Linked DNA regions of Homo sapiens: regions 1, 2, 3 and 5 are each linked to region 4. A link is a contact called in ENCODE Hi-C or POLR2A ChIA-PET data. All regions are on one chromosome and are shown on one strand. Each heading gives the region's core, a stretch centred on a gene start or an enhancer-like site at or near the end of the contact. The rest is flanking DNA. Distances are from core to core; before and after follow the strand shown. Region 1 holds the start of URB1-AS1 (URB1 antisense RNA 1 (head to head)). Region 2 holds the start of EPCIP-AS1 (EPCIP antisense RNA 1). Region 3 holds the start of CRYZL1 (crystallin zeta like 1). Region 4 holds the start of PSMG1 (proteasome assembly chaperone 1). Region 5 holds the start of GART (phosphoribosylglycinamide formyltransferase, phosphoribosylglycinamide synthetase, phosphoribosylaminoimidazole synthetase).

Region 1 (2,700 bases), core at 91-2,590, 6.8 Mb after region 4:
TAACTTTTTGGTTGGGACCACCATGGCAGAAAACAAAGTTGGTGGTTAGCGATTAACCAAAGAAGAGGACCAGTGTGGATAATCAGTCAGAATTAAGTCTGTATTCACTAATGAGTGTTGCCTTTTACAGATGACTTTTTGAGCATATTCCCCTCTCTTAACATTGCTGCATTAGCTCATATCTGCTAGGGGTGACACCCTCTCTCTGACCTGCCTACAACATAGACATCTCCACAGGCACAATCATCTTGTCGGGACAGAGGCTCAGCGTCAACACACGTGCTTTTTCTACTAGAAACTCTGAGACCCCAACAGGCCACAAAAGCCCACATCCTCAGATGTTCAAAACACATCTGCTTACAGAATATGAAACACAATTTTCTTAGACTAGAGGACAACCTGATGGAGAATTTCAGTAATCACCAAGTTACTTATCTAATGCGCTGGTTCATGATTTATTTGGACACATACCTAAGTATCGATGAAGTCGTATTAAAATATGTACCAGCCTGTTTTTACTTATTTTTACTTTCATTTTATTTCAGAGCATTTAATGCGGTTTACAAATCAATCACATCTTCCAAAAACACACTGTGTTGTTTTTCTCCTCAAAGCAGTTTTTCATACATTGCATCATTTTCTGTTCATAACAGTCCCAAGGACTGGATAGGGTCGGCTTTGCTGTCTCCATTTTAATGACAGGAACTTAGATGTGGAGGCCTTACGCTGTCCAGGAAGGGGTTTTACAGACGTTACTTCGTTTGGTCTTCTCCTCCCACCCTGCACGGCGCAAAGAGCCCATCAGTTTGCGGAAGTCTGGGGTGGAGGACAGTCTGGAGTGACAGGCTGCTACCAGACCAGTCGATCTGGTTCGGGCTGTGACATAAGCTAGGGGTCGAAGTCAGGGGCACCCGCACAGGCGGACCTGCCTGGCACCTAGCCAAGGCGAATCCACCTTCCCGGCCAGCCACCAGGGCCTTGAATTGGCAAAGTATCGAATCCTGTTGTGTGTGAAGCAAGCTCTTCATGCGACACCTTCAGGGCGACCTCGGGTCAAGAACTACTCATTGTGCTGCTTGGACGCGCCGGGGCCCGAGTCTTCGTGGATCGGCCAGGCCAGGAGTGAAAGGTCTGGGAGTTCTTCCGGCCAAGAGCACCCGAAGAGCCACTGGGATCAGAAATGCGCCCCGGTGGACCCCAAACCCTGCAGCCGGGGGCGGGGGGTGTCGTGGAGTGTCCGCTCGCCCCATGCCGTGACCGGGACAACCGGTACAGCAAACTCACATGGAGCCCCAAGACTCTGGATCCCCAAGACTCTGGATCCCTATCGCCCCGCCCCTTCTGCAGGCCACGCCCCTTCCGCCGGTCCCAGCCTCGCGCGGGTCGGCCCCTTCCGCCGGCCTTTCCCCGAGCCCCGCCTCTTCCGCCAGCCCCGCCTCTTCCGCCAGCCCCGCCTCTTCCTGCGCCATGTGGGCCTGAAGCGCGTGTCTGCTGTCTGTGCCAGTGCTCCTGCCGGGTCCCCTCAGGTGTGTCGTTTCCGTCGCGCTTCCGCCCTCTCGGCCATGGGGGTCCCCAAGAGGAAGGCCTCGGGCGGCCAGGACGGCGCGGCTTCCTCCGCGGGTGCAGCCAAGCGCGCCCGCAAAGAAGAGCTCACGGGCGTGCGGTTCAAGGCTCAGCTGAAGGACCCGCAGGGCCCCGGGCCAGGTGAGTCCGGGGCGGCAGGCGCAGGGTCGGGAGCACAGGCTGGCGAGGCGGCCTCCGTGTGCCGGGCACAGCCTCTCCTTTCTGCAGCTTTCGGGTCACATAGGCTCAGTGGCAAGCCTCTGGTTTGCAGAAAACTGAGGTTCAGGACTGCTGTGTACTTCCTTGCTCTGGACTGTCGGCGACAGCGAGAGGGCCCCGACTTGCTTGATTGGGACCGTTTCATGTTACAACACATTTATTTCCCTTGCCCAGGCAGCATCCCTCAGCGAGCTCTAAAACCTCTTTATTGCAGTTGTCAGGGAAGTAAATGAAGTGTCCTTCTCTATTGAGTCCTTACTGAGTCGGCTCAGGACGGTTCATGAGACAGTTTGCTACTCCTTGGGCCGTCAGCACCGTTTTCAATAGCTTCCATCCCCCAACACTCATACTGACTTGATGACTTGTAACAAGCTACTAGAAGCCACCACAGCTACTTGTCAGTTGACCAGGAATGGGCCAGTGACTGAGATGTAGCCGACTCTATAATTTAATTACACTTTTTGTAAAGTGTGACCACCCTTCGCGACTACTTGTAATCGTTTGGAAAGTAACATGGTTTGGGAAAAACGCAATTGAACGTGTTGCCATGTGGAAGCATTGCTCTAAAATAAAACAGTGGCAGTTTTTCTCCCAGGTTAAATAAACGATTAAATTAATGGCCAAAATATCTTCAACTTCCAATTTTTGTCCTCATTTTTTTTTTTAAACGACAGGGTCTTGCTCTGTTGCCCAGGCTGAAGTGCAGTGGCACTATCATAGCTCACTGCAGCCTTGAACTTCTGGGCTTAAGCTGTCCTCCCACCTCAGCCTCCCAAGTAGCTGAGATTGTAGGTGCACAACACCATGCCCAGCTATGTTTTTTTTTTTTTTTTTACTTTTTGTAGAGATGGAATCTCACTATGTTGTCCAGGCTGCCCTCGAACTCCCAGTCTCAAGCAATCTTCCCACCTTGTCTTC
Region 2 (2,702 bases), core at 77-2,576, 6.4 Mb after region 4:
GGTATATCCCAACAATGAATCACTACGCAGGTGGGTTAAAAAAAAAAATAGACGGCCGTGCGCGGTGGCTCACGCCTGTAATCCCAGCACTTTGGGAGACTGAGGCGGGCGGATCACGAAGTCAAGAGATTGAGATCATCCTGGCCAACAGAGTGAAATACAAAAATACAAAATAAATTAGCTGGGCGTGGTGGCACGTGCCTGTAATCCCAGCTACTAGGGAGGCTGAGGCAGAAGAATCACTTGAACCTGGGAGGCGGAGATTGCAGTGAGCGGAGATCGCGCCATTGCACTCTAGCCTGGGCGACAAGAGCGAAATTTAGTCTCAAAACAAACAAACAAAAAACCAAAAAAACACAACCCTTCATATACAGATATGGGCCGATCTCCAATCTACGGTAGGCTAAAAATGCAGCTTACACACCATCTGTGTAAAAAGGGGAACACATTAAAATATGCATATTTATTTGCTTTTATGTTCATGGAACATCTTTAGAGGATCATAAGAAACTGTTAACATTGCCACTGAGGAAGTGAACAGCCTTCCAGACATGGGTGGATTTTTTTCACTCTACCGAATACCCTTTTAATTTCGAAACATCAAAATGAATTCGCATGCACAGGTGCATGCCCGAAGGAAAAACTTCTAGTTCGGTGATGAGATAGGGAAAGCCGGTGAGTTCAACCTTAGGCGCAATCACCCTGTGAAGGTGTGGCCAGCGAGGGCTTTGTCACGCAAGTCTGAGAACTGTCACAACCTTCCCCACCCCCTGCTCTATTTTCCTTCCACTTGTTTCTGAAACTCACTAAGCTTTGGAAAGTATTTAGTCATAGAATTGCTTGCAAACTTGGCATTCTTTAGAAAACACGGAAACACTTTTGCTTTCCTTGTTCCTGAAAGACTGGGGAACGGGGGACATCAAGCCAGGTAACATTGTATCATAACTGAAATTCAATGTCTTTGAAGTAACATTGTACCATAAATGAAATTCAATGTCTTTGAAGTAACATTGTATCATAAATAAAATTCAATGTCTTTCTAAGAGCTCTGTAGCTATAAAGCTGTAGAAATACAAAGTATTACTCAAGAATAACTAGTAATTACCAATAGTCACACCTCAGGTCAAAGTTTGGAGAGGACTATTCCACCTACTAGATCACACTTTCCTTCCCGAAAGCCGCTTCTCTCTCTGGCCTCTCCCCTCCTCCTCCTCCCTCATCTGTTTGGCGGGAGGCTTCCTCACATTACCGCTCCGCGTAAGTGCGAAGACGCACTGCAGCAGCGCCGTCTGAGGGACAACAGAGCCTACTCTTTCTTCTCATCTCTATGATCCTCTTTGTGACCTGTCAAACAACACCAGAGTTCCATGCTAATAGTACTCCACTCCGACAGAGAGCGATGCAAAGAGCCGACGCTCTCGCGAGAGGTGTGGGGCTCTCTCTCTCTCTCTCGCTCTCTCTCTCTCTCTCTCTCTCGCTCTCTCTCTCTCTCTCTCTCTCTCTCTCTCTCTCTCTCTCTCTCTCTCTCTCTCTCTCTCTCTCTCTCTCTCTCTCTCTCTCTCTCTCACTCTCTCTCTTTCTCCAAGTATTGAGAGCGCGTGGGAGCATAGGCGCATGCGCGCTCGTGGGGTGCGCGGTAGCAACAGAGGACTCGACCCGGCTGGAGCTCCGGAGAGCGCGCGTGCGCCGTCACGAGCTCGGCGCTGCCGGGGCCGCGGTGTGGAAGCGAGTATTCGACCGCCGTGCGGGCCGCGGGGATGTTCCGAAAGGCCCGGCGGGTGAACGTGCGCAAGCGGAACGACTCCGAAGAGGAAGAGCGGGAACGCGATGAGGAGCAGGAGCCGCCGCCGTTGTTGCCGCCGCCGGGCACGGGCGAAGAGGCGGGCCCCGGTGGCGGCGACAGGGCCCCTGGCGGGGAGTCGCTGCTGGGCCCGGGGCCGTCGCCGCCTTCCGCGCTGACCCCGGGCCTCGGGGCTGAGGCCGGGGGCGGCTTCCCCGGCGGCGCGGAGCCCGGCAACGGGCTGAAGCCGCGCAAGAGGCCTCGCGAGAACAAAGAGGTGCCCCGGGCCAGCCTGCTCAGCTTCCAGGACGAGGAGGAAGGTAAAGTGCGCGCTTCGGACGCCCTTAGACGGCCGCATCCCCGACGCAGGCCCCCGTCCCCCGCCCCCGTATTCTCTGGACGCCCAGCCCCGGAGCCCTGGAACGGAGTCCCCTGCCGTCCGACCGGCTGCGAATCTTCCCCAGCCTCCGGCCTTCTGCTCGGGCAAGGGACGCGTTCCCGCGCTGCCCCCAGCCTTTTCTTAACCACCTCCTCTGCCACGGGGCCGGAGCTCAGATCAGGCATTCAGAGTGTTTCAGGGGAAATTCGGTGTTCCCTGTCCTGCCTCTTTTCTGCCTGGCGTGTTTCAGGGCCAACTTGGTGTGGGTCCCCTGGCTGCTCTTGGCATGCTTTCCGAGCCCTCTGCAGGTCACTGCGCCCACACTTCTTGGATGCTCTGTCCAGGCATCCTCGACCATGAAGGCCGAGTTTGTAAAAAGGAATACTAGGAGAGGGAACAGAAGCCTGGAGTTGCAGCTCTGGTTCTGAGTGACCTTGGGCCAGTCCCTTGCAGTCGCTGAGCCTCAGTTTACCCATAAAAGTAATTAGGGGTAGCAGATACCCAGCCTTCTTCGCACTGACTTTGGGAACAGTGAAGCGAGAC
Region 3 (2,700 bases), core at 52-2,551, 5.5 Mb after region 4:
GGAGCCCGCTCGGCGGCGGGGCCGCGGCGCCCATTCATCCCCACGCCCGTCCCGCGGCCGCCACCCCACGGCCCACCGCGGCCCCCGGCCTCCCAGTGCGGGTCCGCCCGCCACTCCGCCGCCACCCCCGAGGACGGGAAGGACAAGGCAGAGGGGCAGCCGCTGCCGTCTCTCGGGCGCGCGGCGAGGGGCTAAGGGCGGCCGGGGAGACAAGCGCCGGGCGCGGGACGGATGCCCCGGGCAGCCATCGCGCAGACCCCCGCGCCGACCCCCGCCCCCGCTGCAGCCGCCCGTGGTCCAGGCCGCCGCCTTGCAGCCCTCTCCTCACCTCATCTCCGGGCGGGTCCGCGCTGCCGCCCCAGGGACAAATCAGTGCCGCTCACGCGCCGCTGGGAGGGACGCAGGAGCCGCAGCCCCGCACACCATCCCCGCCCGCCTCTCTGTCCGTCCCGGAGCCCGCTCGGGATTCTTCCTCGCGAGCCGCCGTACTACGGAGCAACCAAGCTACGCTCCCTCCCCTGGCGCCTCCACTCTTCTCTACCTCCTTCGCTCCCTCCCTCGCTCCCTCGCTCCCGCCTATCTCCTCATCTCCCTCCGCTGCCTCCCCCGCCCCCCATCCACCATCCATCTCCGCCCATAAGTGGGTGGGGAAACCGCCAGCCAATTGGAAGAAGGGGCCCGCACCTTCTCACCACCCCCTACCACTGGCCCCGCCCACCGTGCGAACCCAAAGAGGGTGAGCCAAAGAAATGTAAGACAACAGAGTGACAAGCCGAATGAGCCAATCAGCAGGGGCTGTGTGGGGGCAGGATTAGCACTCTCCCCCTCCTCCCCATGTAGGCGTAACAGGAGATTTATGGTCTGAGGTTGCCTATCGTGGTTTATGGAGATTTTGTTGCACGATTTCGGTGCATCTGCTCGTTGCCGTGAGAGACACTAGATAGGATGCACTTAATTGACTTAATTATTGGAGGTTTTCAAGGAGAGAATAATGTGGAAAGGAAAAAGGCGAAGCACAACCCAAAGGGGTTGGCCGGGCCTATGGTTGGAATGAGGAAGGGTGTGGTCTTCGGCTAAAATTTGCATAAAACGGAACCCATCCGGGCGATTCCAACTTCGCCCATTTATTGGTAGTCCTTGGGGCGGGGCCTCGCCTCTTTCTCCGCCCCCGAGCGGAACATGACGGGAGATGTAGTTCCGAGACCGGTTGCCATGGCGTTCTGGACAGCCTCGCGAGTCCGACCCCGCCCTTCAGGAGTGACGAGCGGCCTGACCAATGGGAGCAGGGGGCGGGCTCTCTGACGAAGGACTGGAAGGTGGCGGTGGTGAAGGTGCAGGCCGTTGGGGCGGCTCAGAGGCAGGTGAGCCCCGGGAAACGCGTCCTGTGTCTTGGGAAACGGGCCTTTAAGCGAAAGGTGGAGAGATGCCCCACAGAACCGTGCAGCCCTGGGGAGGATGGTGGTTCGCGTCGAACCCTAACCTGGGACTTGTTCGGGCCCAGGCCTAGCTTAGCTGAGGCCGCTGAGGGGTGGGTAAGACTAGATTTGAGGGACAGTTTCCTGGACCTTGACGGGTTTTGATTGTAGGTCTTATCTCAGTTTGCATCTCCCTCTACTTTTATGGAGGCAGAGGTCTGGGAGTGCCCTTCCACTTAATCTCCCAGGTTGGGTTTTTCTCCTCTGCTTCTTGTTCCTAGAATTTGAGTGTCTTTTTCTTTCTCTGTTACTTCTTCTCAGCCACTTCTTTCTTCCTCATCACTTTGCTGTTTTCGGAAAGCAGTTAGTAGTTATTCGCTGTATGTGGCTTTTGAGCCAGATCGGCCCTCTTCATTATGCTAAACGGCGGAATCATCTGGAGCGAGATGTAAGCATCGCCTTGGGATAGGTCTGGGTCGGGGCCGAACATCTGCGTTTCTAAGAAGCTCCCAGGTGCTGCTGTCCACGTTATGAGTAGAAAGGTTTTACCTGAACTCTGTCCAGTACAAATATAATGCGAGTCCCTTATGTCATTTTAATTTTGGGGTAGCTACATTTAAAAAGTGAAAAGAAACACGTGAAATTAATTTTAATTATATGTTTCATTTAGCCTAGTATATCTGAGACATTATCATTTCAACGCTTAAACAAATATTTAAAAATTGAGATTTTACGTTCTTTTCTTCGTATTAAATCTTCAAAATTAAATTAAAAAATTAATTCTTCAAAATTAAATCTTCAAAATCTGATGTGTATTTTCCACTTAACAGCGCATCTCAATTCCGACTAGACACAGTTGGAGTGCTCAATAGCCACCTGTGCTAGTGGCTGCTACAGTAGCCTACTGCAGAAATTAAAAGGTGGGAAAAATAAGGTTGCATTGACCAAACCCTTTGCAACTCTATGAGATGGGATTCAGAACTACTTTAGAGATTCTCTGTAATTGAGATGTGCCCAATTTACAGAAATAATAGTCAAAATAGCCAACATTTCTGAAAGTATGATGTTGCGCTGAGTGCTTTGCAGGTATTATTTAATCCTTATGGCAACCCTCTGAGATAACTGCTATTATTATCTAAGATATGGGATCTCAGGCCCAGAAAGGTTAAAATTAAGTAGCCCAAAGTCATACCGCTAATAAGTAGGAAAGCCCCGATTCAAACTCGGGTCAGTTATGACTTCTAAATCAGATCCCGCAGCCATTGCAGTGTATAATTACTACCTT
Region 4 (2,700 bases), core at 10-2,509:
CCAAACTCACTTTATTTTTGCAGATGTGTACATCTGCTAAGTACTAATTTTATGTAAATGATTTTGTTGATTATCTTTCCACATCTTAAAATGTTTCTAACAGCTTTGAGATTTTATCTCAACAGGCTCTCTCTGACCCCAAAGTAGTACTTACCTTCGTGACTACTGACAAAGTCACAAAATGCAGGCGATGTCATGTATTTCGGTACAACTAAATCTAGGAAACGGTTTTTTCATTGCATTACTGCATATTTTCATTTTCATTTAAATTATGTCCCCTTTTTCTCTTGCTTGAAACAGTGCTCCTCGAACTTTGTCTTCCAGCACATTTTAAAGAGAACCAATTAAAGAACAATCACACATTCTGCTTATTAAAGGCTATTTAAAAAGAAACATTTTGTATTAGAAAATGGCCAACTTTAAAACACTATTTTTTACACTCATAAAAATGTTTTTTAAATCGCCTTGACAATCATCAGCTTTTGAAATGTGAATTCCTATTGCCAGAGTAAAGGTCTCGTTTTTATACCACCACGAAGCGCTGTATTTCTTGCTGCCCTTGCGTCCGCCCGTGCCCGCTGTCTGAGGGCGCGCCTGGCTACGGGGGCCCTCAGTACCACCGCGCCGCCACCTACCTGGGCAGTCGAAATTTGGAGCGGGTGCTCAGTACACTAATGCTACCCCAGTCTCTCCTAACGCAGAAGGAAAATGGAAACGGACGATGAGGGGACGGCCCCACAGCTCCCGGACGCCACGGCCAGCGGCGCTGGCTCCGCCCCTGCACCCCTGGTTCCGCTACCGCCACGAACGGAGGCCCCGCCCTCCTCTCGCCCCCTGCCCCTCTAGCCCGCAGTCCTCCCACCTCCTGGCGCCCGCAGGGCTCAAGCTGCGAATGAAAGCCTTTGGGGGCCGGACGCGGTGGCTGAGGCCTGTAATCCAAGCACTTTGGGAGGTCTAAGGAGGACGATCGCTAGAGTCCTGGAGTTCGAGACCAGTCTGGGCAACATAGCGAGACCCCCTCCCCCAATCTGTAATTTAAAAACAAAAAAGCTGCGGGGACTGCTGGCCCAGGGCATGACAGCGCGGGCGGGCGGTGTAGAGGGCGTGGCCGCGAGCTCAGGGTGTGCCTGGGAGCGAGCCCTGTGCGGGGCGGGACGTAGCGCCCGCGCGGTGGGGGTGTGGCCGCGAGCTTGGGCTGTGCGCGGAGGGCGTGGCCTGTGCGGGGCGGGACTTATTGCCCGCGCGGTGAGGGAGCGTGGTCTCGCGCAAGCCGGCGTGCGGTCCCGCGGCGCTGCAGTTGTGTCCAGCCGGTCACGGGGCGGCTATGGCGGCCACGTTCTTCGGAGAGGTGGTGAAGGCGCCGTGCCGAGCTGGGACTGAGGACGAAGAGGAGGAGGAGGAGGGGCGGAGGGAGACGCCCGAGGACAGGGAGGTGCGTCTGCAGCTGGCGCGGAAGAGGTGAGGCACCGGGATAAGGGCAGCGCGCTCACCGCAGCTGGAAGGTGCGCGGGCCTGGCAGCCGCGACGGCGCCTAAGGCCGGGGCTCCGCGGTCTTCCGAGTGGCCCCCGCGGTTGCCGCCGCTCCTTGGCTCTGCTTGGGCCCTGGGTCTCCGTGAAGCCGCGGCGTCCAGCGGCGCCAGCCCCAGGTGTGTGTGGTTCTCGCGTGGATCTGCTGGCGTTTCGTGGAGTCCAGGGTGAAGCCGCTGTGGGAGGGCTGGGTTCAAATCCGTTCTTTAAAGGCTTTCTGGAGCGTTTCTGGAGCATTTCTGGAGGCTTGGTGTCTTGCGGACTCGTGATCTTCCCGCTTGTCACACTGTCTTGGGCCGCAGCGCTCCCGCGGGCCCCACCACGTTTGTCGTGGATTGTTCACGGACACACCAATTCCCTCGAAACTTTTTAAACCTGCACCCAACACTTCAATTAGCATGATGTGTCAGTAGCCGATGAACACGCTTTAAAAAAATTGTTTCCAAACACAAAAAAGTGGGAGAAAATAGTCAAGTGAGCCCTGACCCCTACACAACCGGGTAAATTCAACAGGAAGATTTTGCCACGTTTATTTTCTCTCCCGCCACTCCTAAGCGAATTCCAGTCATCATGGCCTTTCACCTCTACATTTTTCAGAATACATCTCAAACGTTTTAGGGATTTTCTTACATATGCTATTATCACCCCTAACAACACTAATACTAATTTTCCAGTATCATTTTGTAGTCCATGCTCACTCACGTTTACCTAGTTTTTTCAAACATGACATTTTACAGTGGTCTGCGTGAATGAGAATCCTAACAGGGTCCACAGGTTACATTTAGACGTGTCACTTCATTTAGAGCAACCTCCTCTTACCCCTCCTAAGAGACAGGACTGATTGTCTTGTCCAGTGCCCCCACACTCTGAATTTGTCTGATAGCTTCGTTGTGGTGTCACTTAACGTTTGTATCACCTGCATGTCCTGTAAAATGAATGTTCATTTGGAGGCTTGGTCAGATTCTCATTCAAAGTTTTGTCGGCAAGAATGCTTCTACTAAGTGGTGCTTTCTGTTTCTTATTGCAGGCTATCCCCAGCTGTCTCACTTTTAGGGATGCTAAGATTGGTTCTTGGGTCAGGTGGACAGCCTGATCACTATTTTAGAGTTCTCCGTAAACACGTATGCAATAGTTTTATCTGTTGGTTATCATTGTCCGAGTCCATCGTTTTCT
Region 5 (2,817 bases), core at 178-2,677, 5.6 Mb after region 4:
AGAGGGGGAGGGGATACGCGGCGGCGGAGGAGGAGCTGAGGAAGGAACTAGGCCCGTCCCTGGCGGACAACCGGGCCTACGAGTAGCTAAACGGCAGGGGGGACCCAAACAGGGGAGAAGGGTGAACATCTTAACTCGGTTCTGAAACAGGGAGTCTTGGGTTACCTCGGAAAAGGCGAAGTTCCTCGAGGGAAAAGGAAGGGAGCGGCTGGGGGGGCGGTTGGGGGGGGCCCGGAAAATGGATCCCAGGCCCAGGCGGGGCCCTAGCGGGGCCTGAGCCGGGGAACGACTGCGTCTCCGAAGAAAGGTGCCAAAGAAGGCTAGGTGAGGGCCTAACGGTCCGTTGGGAGCAGAAGAATCTGGGAGGCGTTTACCTGGAAAGCTCCTGTTGAATTTCCCGGAATTTACTGACCACGAAAGACCTAAAAATCTGCTCGATGTTGGTCGCCATGGCGTCCGCTCCGTTCTCTCAACTCCTCCTCGCTAGTCCTCCAGGCTCCCAGCATGCCTCGGGAGGAGGCGCACGGGCCAATTCGGTCTCTCGCCTTCCTGATTGGCTCCAAAGGGAATGCCCGGTCCGGCCCGCTCCACCGAGGGACCAATCAGTGAGCACGGCCCTGCTCTCCTCTGCTGTTTCTGAGCGGCTGGGGTAGAGGTGCTGACGTTTGCGCCGCGCACGACTATGTCCGCCATGTTAGTGTCTGACGCAGGCGCCATTACAGGAGCCGTCTCTCTTGAGGCGACCGTGTCCGCATAAGTTGTCAGTCCCCAGCAGTGTTTGGGAGCCTTAACAGGCTTGCTAAGTGCCTGAGATTAAAGGCGAAGAGGAAGAAGAGCAAGAAGGGCAACCCGGTGTTTAACACACGGCTTTCAGGCGCTCTCAGGTGGCGCCAAGTTCAGTTTCGACAGGGATATGCATCCGGGAGAGAATTTTTCAGCCCCCGCCCCCACTGGCATGTGAGAGGAGGAACTCGCTGTTGCCCTGTGTCTTCCCCAGTGCGTTCTATAACCAGCCTCATTTTTTTTTTTAGCAATAGGCCGGATGTCCTAAGCGACCGGCATTCAAAGCCCGGTGCATTTTAGTCTCATCAGGAGTCAGGCGTGTCACGAGATTTTTCCGCGGTAGCTGCTCAGCTCTGACTCGTGAGCGGCGCACAATTGGCTAAGAATGGGTTTAGCATTTTGGCGCTCCCCCCCGGCGCTCCTGGAAACACTGCGTGGCACCCCGTACCACTGTCACATTATAAACGTGCTAAGGCTTGGGTGTCTCGGCTGGGGAGCAGTCAGGCAGCGCCCAGGGCGGGAGGGAATCAGACTAGATTCTCGCCGCGGAGACCCAGGGCCGCGCGGACCAATGGGGCAGGGAAGCCGTCGTAGGGCGGGGCAGTGAGGGGCGGTGCCGCGCTGGTCCCGCGCCGGTCCCGGTGGGCCGACTTCCGGCGAGCGGGCAAGCGGGAACCAGGTGGCCACCCGGTGTCGGTGCGTAAACCCCCTCCGCTTTTACACGGAGCGCGCTTAGGCTTTGGTTTGGGGATTTAAGATCGCGAACTGAGTGAAACCATAGAAACTGATTTGTAGAAATTTTCCTGTTGTTTGTAAATGCGGTGGGTGGGGGTTGGCCATGTGCTTTTCACTTGCTACTGTTAGCTGGTTTCTATTTGCTCTTTTACTTTTCCTGTTTTCTAAGATGTCAAGGCCTTTTTGTGTCTTTATACATTTTTAGGACATAACCCTAAATTGGTGTACTTTCTCTTTATGCACCCGTTGTCTCTGGCAGATTACTTGGTTAATTTTGTAGTTGGTTTCTACTTTATTCTCCATATCCTCTGATACGGCTTTATTTGCCTGTCTTATTCTGCTTATGTTACCCATTCTGAGGAATGAGGCCCAAGGTTAGTGAAGTCCCCCAAGGTCTTCCTGCTAGTATGGGGCAGCGTCTCTACCCAGGCCAAGGCGCTGTGTGAGACTCAGGAGCCCAGGCGTCCTCACCACTGGGTAGTAAGGCTATTTTCAGTGATCCACTAGAGTAAACAGAATTTTCCCACACTACTGCTATATTCAAACTAAAGATGTAACATTTGCTCTAGATTTAAAGATCTGTTTATTTCTGGCCGGATGTGATGTAATCCCAGCACTTGGGAGGCCAAGGTGGGTTGACCATTGGAGGTCAGGAGTTCGAGACCAGCCTGGCCAACGTAGTGAAACCCCGTCGCTACTAAAAATACAAAAATTCGCCTGGCGTGGCGGCGCACGCCCGTAATCCCAGCTACTTGGGAGGCTGTGAGGCAAGAGAATCGCTTGAACCCGGGAGGCGGAGGTTGTAGTGAGCTGAGATCACACCACTGCCCTCCAGCCTGGGCGACAGAGAGAGACTGTCTAAACAAATAAATAAATAAATAAAATAAAAAATCTGTTTATTTCAGATACACATGGCAAGTAAAATGTGTTTTCCCGTTACACTAAAGTAGCTGTTCCTTCCGAGACTGTAATTTAACAGGGTTTTTTTTTTTCCTTTCTCAAATTTTCAATGATCATCGTTTCACTTGTTGAGAGAATCTGAAGCAAAATTGCTTCTGTTAGGCTCCACCCCCTCTTACCTGTGTGACCTCCAGCAAGTTATTTACCTATCTGGGCCTCCTTGTCTTATCTGCAAATTGGTGATAGTAATAGTATCTCCCTCATAGGATTCTTTCATGACAAGCATTTTAAATAGTACCCTGCCCAAGGTTAAGTGCTCAAAAAAATGTTAGTTTTGTATATTGTCAGCTTACATTTTTCTTAAAATATGTAATCCCAACATCATCAAAATAAGTTTTC

Evidence for each region. Hi-C counts contacts between places; a loop is a spot of excess contacts on that map. ChIA-PET counts read pairs that join two places held with the same protein, here RNA polymerase II (POLR2A). Pooled maps may share reads with other maps.
Region 1: a loop to region 4 is called in a pooled map, with 13 times the contacts of the local background. The contact joins the promoter of URB1-AS1 here to the promoter of PSMG1 in region 4. A Hi-C loop is called at or near these places in 1 of 37 single-sample maps with no recorded cell type and 7 of 50 pooled maps. POLR2A ChIA-PET finds 5 or more read pairs at or near these places in 1 of 52 experiments (activated T-cell).
Region 2: a pooled map shows a loop between it and region 4 (20-fold over the local background). The contact joins the promoter of EPCIP-AS1 here to the promoter of PSMG1 in region 4. A Hi-C loop is called at or near these places in 6 of 50 pooled maps.
Region 3: a loop to region 4 is called in a pooled map, with 23 times the contacts of the local background. The contact joins the promoter of CRYZL1 here to the promoter of PSMG1 in region 4. A Hi-C loop is called at or near these places in 2 of 37 single-sample maps with no recorded cell type and 11 of 50 pooled maps.
Region 5: a loop to region 4 is called in a map of naive thymus-derived CD4-positive, alpha-beta T cell, with 8 times the contacts of the local background. The contact joins the promoter of GART here to the promoter of PSMG1 in region 4. A Hi-C loop is called at or near these places in 1 of 168 maps with a recorded cell type or tissue (naive thymus-derived CD4-positive, alpha-beta T cell), 1 of 37 single-sample maps with no recorded cell type and 7 of 50 pooled maps.

The regions. Positions count from the first base shown.
Region 1 is chr21:32,391,773-32,394,472 of GRCh38, reverse strand. It overlaps URB1-AS1 (URB1 antisense RNA 1 (head to head)), which reads right to left and starts at 1,340. Exons shown (of 1, transcript NR_026845.1): 1 at 513-1,340. It overlaps URB1 (URB1 ribosome biogenesis factor), which reads left to right and starts at 1,461. Exons shown (of 39, transcript NM_014825.3): 1 at 1,461-1,704. The coding sequence starts at 1,563. RefSeq lists enhancers at 859-1,108, 631-1,412, 1,259-1,553, 1,413-2,195.
Region 2 is chr21:32,770,724-32,773,425 of GRCh38, reverse strand. It overlaps EPCIP-AS1 (EPCIP antisense RNA 1), which reads right to left and starts at 1,326. Exons shown (of 4, transcript NR_024623.1): 1 at 1,118-1,326. PAXBP1 (PAX3 and PAX7 binding protein 1) reads left to right here and starts at 1,671. Exons shown (of 18, transcript NM_016631.4): 1 at 1,671-2,100. The coding sequence starts at 1,758. RefSeq lists an enhancer at 1,015-2,004.
Region 3 is chr21:33,640,342-33,643,041 of GRCh38, reverse strand. CRYZL1 (crystallin zeta like 1) reads left to right here and starts at 1,301. Exons shown (of 13, transcript NM_145858.3): 1 at 1,301-1,361. ITSN1 (intersectin 1) reads right to left here and starts at 541. Exons shown (of 40, transcript NM_003024.3): 1 at 329-541. RefSeq lists silencers at 233-332, 343-682 and an enhancer at 1,153-1,562.
Region 4 is chr21:39,182,010-39,184,709 of GRCh38, reverse strand. It overlaps PSMG1 (proteasome assembly chaperone 1), which reads left to right and starts at 1,259. Exons shown (of 7, transcript NM_003720.4): 1 at 1,259-1,458. The coding sequence starts at 1,325. It also overlaps a transcript of BRWD1 not described here. RefSeq lists silencers at 1,084-1,303, 1,504-1,583.
Region 5 is chr21:33,540,727-33,543,543 of GRCh38, reverse strand. It overlaps GART (phosphoribosylglycinamide formyltransferase, phosphoribosylglycinamide synthetase, phosphoribosylaminoimidazole synthetase), which reads left to right and starts at 1,427. Exons shown (of 22, transcript NM_000819.5): 1 at 1,427-1,479. SON (SON DNA and RNA binding protein) reads right to left here and starts at 506. Exons shown (of 12, transcript NM_138927.4): 1 at 375-506. The coding sequence starts at 451. RefSeq lists silencers at 132-221, 1,262-1,551 and enhancers at 402-461, 366-1,097, 662-1,111.